Linked DNA regions of Homo sapiens: region 2 is linked to region 1. The links are chromatin contacts, found by Hi-C or POLR2A ChIA-PET in ENCODE. All regions are on one chromosome and are shown on one strand. The core of a region is the stretch at or near the end of the contact, and the rest is flanking DNA. Distances in the headings are between cores, read along the strand shown.

Region 1 (3,576 bases), core at 118-2,617:
TTCCAGTTCACTTGGGGCAGAGGGAATTTAATGGCTCACGTAGCTGAAAAGGATGGGCTAGATTGGGCTTCAGGCTGCATCCCAGGACTCCAAACAGGGATCTGTCTCTTTGGCTCTCAGCTCTGCTTTCATTTGAGTTGGCTTTATTCTTGGGCTTCACAGTGTGGCCCCACAGCACCAGTTATTGATAAAAAGAGCTCCCCTTTGCTGACAGAACTGCTGGATTTGGTTCTCATTGGTCCAGACGAGGAAGGTATCCAGCCTCAAGTCATCATTGTGGCCAGGAAGATGGAATACACCAAATGGACAGGCCTGGCATGTACCCACAGAGACTGAGAGTTGGTGCTGGTGGTTGTGGTGGCAGATGATATTACCTGAAGAAGGGACGAATGGGTGCTGGGCAGGACAAAGCATCAGCTGTCCAGTTCAGGCCTCTCCTCTTTCCCTGGTGTCTTCATTTTCCTCCGTCTCCCTGCTGTCCCTTACCCTCTGCCCAATCTCTCATTACTCCTGGTCTTGGGAGTTGCCTTCTGAGGATACTCCACTGGGGGTACCTGAGCCTGGATTAGAGGGCAGGGGGAGGATATTGCCTAGCCAAAGTGGGTGTTCAATAAAGAACCATTTGGAGATGGTCTTCTGTCTGGAACTGCTTCCTTTTTGTTTTATTATTTTTCCCCAGATGAGCTGACTGGGCCATGGAACTGCATCCTTATGGTTCCCATAGCACCTTACCGAGGCGCCCTTATCAATAGAGTTTTAGTTATGTACCTGTGTTCTTGTCTGAACCCCTACTAACTGTGAGCTCCTGAGGAGTCAGGCCTGAGTCTGTGGGTCATCTAGCACATCCTTAATAGAATGATTGCCTGGATGTGACCACCCTCACCCCCAACCCTCACACACCCTGCCAGCATGCCTCAGACCTTACCCCAGCTCAAGATAAGTCTCAGATTGCAGGATACCTGCTGCAGGGAACAAAGGTGAATGATTGTCTTGTGAGCCTCCTGTTGACTGATTCTGTTTTACATGGCTGCACAGAGCCCTTGTGGTTATTTGGGGTTGGGGTGGTGGCTTCTGTATTAGTCACTTCTGCATGAACCATTTCACTCAGGATCTGAGGCCACAGTTCCTTTCTTAGTCACTGATACATCTGGCAGACTTGAAATTAATCAGACAAACATTGTTCATAGTTAACATATCCTTGGAAGTTTCTCAGCTATAAGGAAGAGGTCTTGGTGGCTAGGGAGGCCTTTCTCTGTATCCTGTTCTATCCAGTGAGAGCCTAGAGGGTGCTGCCCAGCCATATTCTGGCTAGCCTCAGCGGTTCTCCTGAAAAAAAATTGGCATCTGACAACCTGGATGGTGACTATAGGTAGTCAAATCCAGCTGGCTGGTCTCCTGGGGGTTAGCTTCCATGGAGCTGCAAGTCCCCTGAAATGATACTGGCAGTGTTGGGACAGCGTGTCCGAAGGCCTGGTTTTTTCAGAACTGGTCTCAGCAAAATGTCTCGCCAACTTCTACAGTTCCCATAAGTACATGATAACTGAAACACTTCTAGAGCCCCCCAGCAATGGGCTTGTGCTTTTAGTAGAATATGTGCTTGCTTCCATTTAGGGGTAAGAAGGTGGGCCCCTCACCATATGCTGCACAGAGAAGAGAGACACCATCACTCATTTATTCATTTAACAAGTGCTTTCCAAGCCACTACTAGGTGCCAAGCACTTCCTAGGTCCTGGGGATACAGTGGAGACTAAGATGGAGCCAGTTCTTTCTCATAGGGATCTCACAGCTTAGTGAGTGAGAAAGCCAAAGAGTCAAAATACAGAGAGGGTCTGAGGGGCCCATTTTGAGAGCCATCATAGTGGTGAGGAGTGTGAGTGCTAGAGTCAGGCTGATCAAATCCCAGCCTGCCATTGGCTAGCCTTGTGACTTTGAGCAAGTTATCTTACTTCGTGGAACCTCAGGTTTCTCATCCATAAAATGGGGAAGTTGGATAGGGTATTATGATGATTGAAATGCATTTATACATGTAAAGCATAAGTACTGGCTCAGGGTGAGCACTCAATAAACGGCAGTTTATTAGGCACTTTTATTAGGAAGTGATACACCTTGAGCAAAACCCCTTAGAGTATAAGGCATAGCATTCTTACATATTTTTAAAATTTAAAATAAAATTTAAAACATCTTGCCCTTTATAATCAGTCCGCCACAAACAAGAGATGGAGAAATCACCCTTCCTTGTTTTGTATCTATGGGGTGCAAACATTTAATCCTCCCAACTGTCAAAAAAGTGAGAGTTTCACAGCCTGTTTTACAGCAGAGGAAACTGATATTCAGAGAGGTTAAGTAAATTTGCCCAATGCCACACATCTAATAAATGGCTGAGCTGGAATCAAGGCCAGCTCTTACTTGGCTGCAAAATCCATGTTTTATGCAGCTCCTCCACTATCTTGGCCTCCAAGGCAGCTGGCTTTGAACACTACCCTTGCAGCCCAGTCAGCCAATCCCTTGCTCTCCTGAAGCTTTTGCTGGTGGGCCAGCCCCACCTGCTTTCCTTGTGCACTCTGACTTGGACCCTGAAGTGAGAAGAGTTGGCACAGGACATCTTACTTCCCTGAAAACAGTACCTGGACTTTTCTGTATCTTCACATCCATTGGGCATTGGGCAAATGGGTCATGCAGATGAAAACCATCCAAGATAAGAGACATGGGAGTGAAATTCACACCCACTCTGGCTTTCATACCATGGGTCTGAACATTAGCCCATGGTGTTTCTTGGCCATACTGACCTGTGCCATTTCAGCTGCATTCATCTCAGTTGGTGTTGTCTGCTGGCTGCTCTTTCTGATTTCCCACAGGAGCAGTAAGAACCTGAGGAAGAGTAGGGTCAGAGGAGTCTGGGAGAATGAGGAAATATGAGAGCCCCAGGAACTGAAAAGGCCTGTGAGAGACTCTGAGCTTCCTGGGAACAGGTATAGGTTCTTTTTATTTCAATAATAACAGAAACAACTGTCAAAACCATGTGCCTGTACTATTTGGAGTGCTGTCCTTGCAGAATCTCATTATAAGAACCTTAGGAAATAGGCACATCATCTCCTGGATAGAATCCTAGGAAATGGGCACTATAATGGGCACTTTATCCCATTTTATAAACATGGAAATTGAGGCACAGAGAGATTAAGTACTTTCCCAAGGTCATACAGCTAGTGATGGAGGAGCTAGCATTTGAACCCGGAGTTTTTAGTCTATTGAGTTTAACCGACAGATCATACTGTGTTTTGGTAGGGAGGGAGGGAGGAAGCAAGCAAGTGAACAAATGAGTCTGGGATTTAGGACTTGCCAGACAAACAAGGCCCAAGAGGCAAGTGTGCAGGTGGGTGTAGTTGGGAGTCAGCAGAGTTGGGTTGGAATTCAAGCTTTGCCACCTGCTGGCTATAAACCTTGGTTGGGTAAGTAACCCAAGGTAAATGAGATCATCTCTGTAAAACTCTTAGCCTTGTGCCTGGCACATAGTAAATGCTTAATAAGGGTTCACTGTTAGTATTACTGTTACTGATAACATACAAATAGATTGTATTA
Region 2 (3,576 bases), core at 1-2,500, 1.3 Mb after region 1:
CAGCAGGATGCGGCCAGGCACGTCTTTGCTGGCTGAGTCTGAGTGCATTTCAGGAAAGATGCTGCGATGCGGTTCTGAAACCCTGGAATTGGAGTCTGGACAAAAACACGAGGAGACATGGTATCAATGAGGGGTAACCCCCGAGAGGCCACCTGAGGGTGCTCTGAGAAGAAGAGAGGCTGGGAAGTTTCAGGGTCAGCCCATGCACACAGGGTCCCTTGCGAGAGGCCTCATCAGCTCTTAGAAGCCAAGTGAAGCCTTTGTGACCCCAGAGGGCAGCTGAGTAGCACAGCCTTGCCTCTGGGCTCCGACGTTGCTTGCTATGAGCCCGGAGCAGCCCTTGGAGATGCAGCTTTTAAAGGATTTGCTTGCTTTGATGGAGGAAAGGAAGCCTCATTCTTCCCAAGACCTCTAATGCATGAGATGAACCCTCCTGATGGCCCCTGGGCTGCCCTGGGAAGAGGTCTCTCCTCCAGACTGCTGGGTTTTCCTCCTGTTACTAACACTAGGACCTCACCCTCAGCACCAGCAACATTTGGGCCTGAATTATTTGTTGTGGTTGTCCTGTGCATTGTAGGTGTCACCCAACAGATGCCAGTGACATGCAGCCTCCTCCCCCAGTGTGACAACCGAAAGTGTCTCCTGTACATCACAGATCACTGGGGAAGTTTAAACTAAAATGTCTCCAGATGCTGCCGAGTGTCCCCTGGGGAATCACAATCACTGCTGACTGACATCACTGAGGCAGACCAAGTCTCCTGCAAACACTAACATCCCCTTGTCTGTCTAATACACCTCGAATGCCATTTTCATGTCTTATTATGTTGGCTGAAATTCCTTCAGCAAGATGGCAAACATATGGTCCTCATGCTGTTGTCCCCCTCTCCTATGCTCTTCCCAGAGGCCAGTGGGTCTCAGATTCATTTATGCATGAACAAATATTTACTGAGCACCTCCCAGGTGCCAGGCACCATTCTACCTGCTGAGGACGCAGCACTGAACAAGACAGGCACAGCCTCAATGAAGCCCACGGTCAAGTGGGCAGACCAAGGGGATCCTAATTAAGACAAAAGGGCTGGCTTCTCTCGTAGATGTGGGTTCTGGCAAATTATGAGAGCCTCATTAGGTATTTTAGGGCTGGTGTAAGAGAGAAGAGAGATGTTTTGTAGTTTTGCTTTGCTGCGTTAGAGGTAGCCATGGCAGGCAGCAGTGAGGGAGTGGGAGGAGGAGGTGGTTTGTGGGGGCGTTTCACAGTTAGGCTTGAGAGCTGCTTTCCCCTACTTGCTGTGGTGCAAAATGACATCCTGTCTGTCCTTGACGGGAGCTAGTTTTGACTATATTTCTGTTCGACCTGCTCCCGTCTACGCAGGCACAGCTTGAAAACGCTGGTGCACTTTGGGGAAGCTCACTGCTTGGAGACTTGTTCCAGCTCCTACCCCTTCCACCTTCCTGTCCCTACAGTTCTGAGCTGTGAGATCTATTTACTCCCTGGGACACCCTTTTTCTCACAGTTACTCCTGGGTTGTCCCTCAAGGTTTCCTATGCACCACAACTCAGAGAAATTTCTAGATTTATGGAGGTGCCAAAGTGTCAAAGAGTTCAGGTGCTGAATGTCATTTCAGACAATTCAGGTCTTGTGATAACTATAAAACCAATGACACTGTGCAGAACTGCACCAGCCTATGGTGCAGCCAAAGGTGGTCTGTATGCACAGAATAGGGGCTGTCTTGGATTTGTCCTAAGCAGAACAGAAGTCAACGAAGGCAGGGACTGTGTCTGTCTTGTTCACAGTGTATCCTCAGTACCTAAAACAGTGACCGGCAAATAGCAGATGTTCAAGAAATTTTGTAGCTGCACACTTGGATGGTTGGATGGATGCATGAAGAGTCATCTAGAGCAACCATCTTTCCAATCCTCCATTCTTACATCCTCAGGCAAAGAAGTAGCTGTGACTTGAAGACGACGTATAAGAAAATCACTGCAAATGCAATCCTTTCCCCATTATCTTGGCCCCCAAAAACAGAAGGGGCTACCAGCCCGTGTCTCTTCTCAGCCCAGAGTTTACCAGAAACTATGGAACCGACATGACTTGGCGGGGAATGCATGATGCAAAGGCACTGTGTATACGGATGAGATTTCTACTTGTTAATATCTGTATTCACATGCAAGCTAACGCCTATCAGCCACCAAGCCCCTCCACAGCTGCTCTCTTTTTCTTATACATCACATATACATAATTTTTAGATTTGTGCCTCTCTGAATTTTTCTATTTATGATCCACACACATTATTAATTCAAGGGGAAAAAATGTGTTTTGGGGCATAAAGGAAATCCCTTACTCTGCCGCCCACCTGCCCCATCTGGTTTCCCCAGCCCCTCTCTATTCCTACATGAATCAGTCCCTGAAAGAAACAATGACTTTGTTTACACACAAAAAGTAGAAAGAATTACGGCAACCTGTACAGAACCAGTTTTCAGAAAGAGACTTCATCACAGTAGCTAACATTAAAAAAAAAAATTTTTTTTTTGAGATGGGGTCTTGCTCTTTTGCCCAGGCTGGAGTGCAGTCGTGCAATCTCAGCTCACTGCAGCCTCCACCTCCTGGGCTCAACTGATCCTCCCACCTCAGCCTCCCGAGTAGCTAGGACTACAAGCATACGCCACCATGCCTGGCTAATTTTTTTTATTTTTGGTAGAGACAAGGTTTCACCATGTTGACTGGGCTGGTCTTGAACTCCTGGCCTCAAGCAATCCTCCCACCTCGGCTCCCCAAAGTGCTGGGATTACCAGCATGAGCCACCACACCCAGCCTCAGTAGCTGACATTACTATAGAGCACTTACTTACACCAGAGACTGTACTATACACCCACACTTTATTACATCGTCTCACTGAACCCCCACTAACTAATCCTAAGGCAGCAGAAATAAGAAAGGGAGACTCAGAGGCTCTATTCCTTGCCCAAGGTGACACAGCCAGTGTGGACCAAAGAGGATCAAAGCCAGATTGGTTGCACTCTGGCTCTTCGCATTACATTTTCCCTCCTCCCCAGAGGAGTCTGTAAATCCCTGGGTGAGGGCCTTCAAAGACATTATCCAAGATCATTGTTTCAGTCTTACAAACACTCTGGTTTGTTGTAAAAAGGAGAAAATGGTTATTTCAGAAAGACACCTGTAAGAACCTGGTTTGTCTGAAACACCTCTAAATCTTTCTGGCTATGAACTCGTATATTAACTGCACTCCAAGAAGGGCTGGTTTCTGAGCATATGCTTGGAGCTAAGTTCATACAAAAGATATTGTATTTAAAAAAACAAAATAGGCTGGGCGTGGTGGGATGATGGTGTGAGCCCAGAAGTTCGAGACCAGCCCAGGCAACATGAGACTCCGTCTCTATAAGAAAAACACAAAAATTAGCCGGGTGTGGTGGTGCATGCCTCTAGTTCCACCTTCCAGCTACTTGGGAGATTCGCTTGAGCCCAGGAGGTCAAGGCTGCAGTGGACTGGAATCACACCGCTGCACTCTAGCCTGGGCAACAGAGCAAGACCCTGTCTCTCTTTTTTTTAAAAAAAAAAAAAA

The links. A loop is a pair of places that touch in the nucleus more often than their neighbours do. ChIA-PET counts read pairs that join two places held with the same protein, here RNA polymerase II (POLR2A). Pooled maps may share reads with other maps.
Region 2: a pooled map shows a loop between it and region 1 (2.6-fold over the local background). The contact joins two enhancer-like sites. A Hi-C loop is called at or near these places in 1 of 50 pooled maps. POLR2A ChIA-PET finds 5 or more read pairs at or near these places in 2 of 52 experiments (MCF 10A and PC-9).

Annotation. Positions count from the first base shown.
Region 1 is chr16:23,669,229-23,672,804 of GRCh38, forward strand. It overlaps DCTN5 (dynactin subunit 5), which reads left to right. Exons shown (of 6, transcript NM_032486.4): 6 at 1-3,576. Among named protein-coding and RNA genes, the nearest start is that of PLK1, 7.9 kb to the right of the region's middle. RefSeq lists an enhancer at 1,186-1,415. Within about 2 kb of position 1,368, at least 3 of the 41 ENCODE cell types and tissues checked have a DNase peak (open chromatin) inside an H3K27ac peak, as active enhancers do.
Region 2 is chr16:24,920,166-24,923,741 of GRCh38, forward strand. ARHGAP17 (Rho GTPase activating protein 17) reads right to left here. Exons shown (of 20, transcript NM_001006634.3): 20 at 1-95. Among named protein-coding and RNA genes, the nearest start is that of SLC5A11, 76 kb to the left of the region's middle. Within about 2 kb of position 1,251, at least 2 of the 41 ENCODE cell types and tissues checked have a DNase peak (open chromatin) inside an H3K27ac peak, as active enhancers do.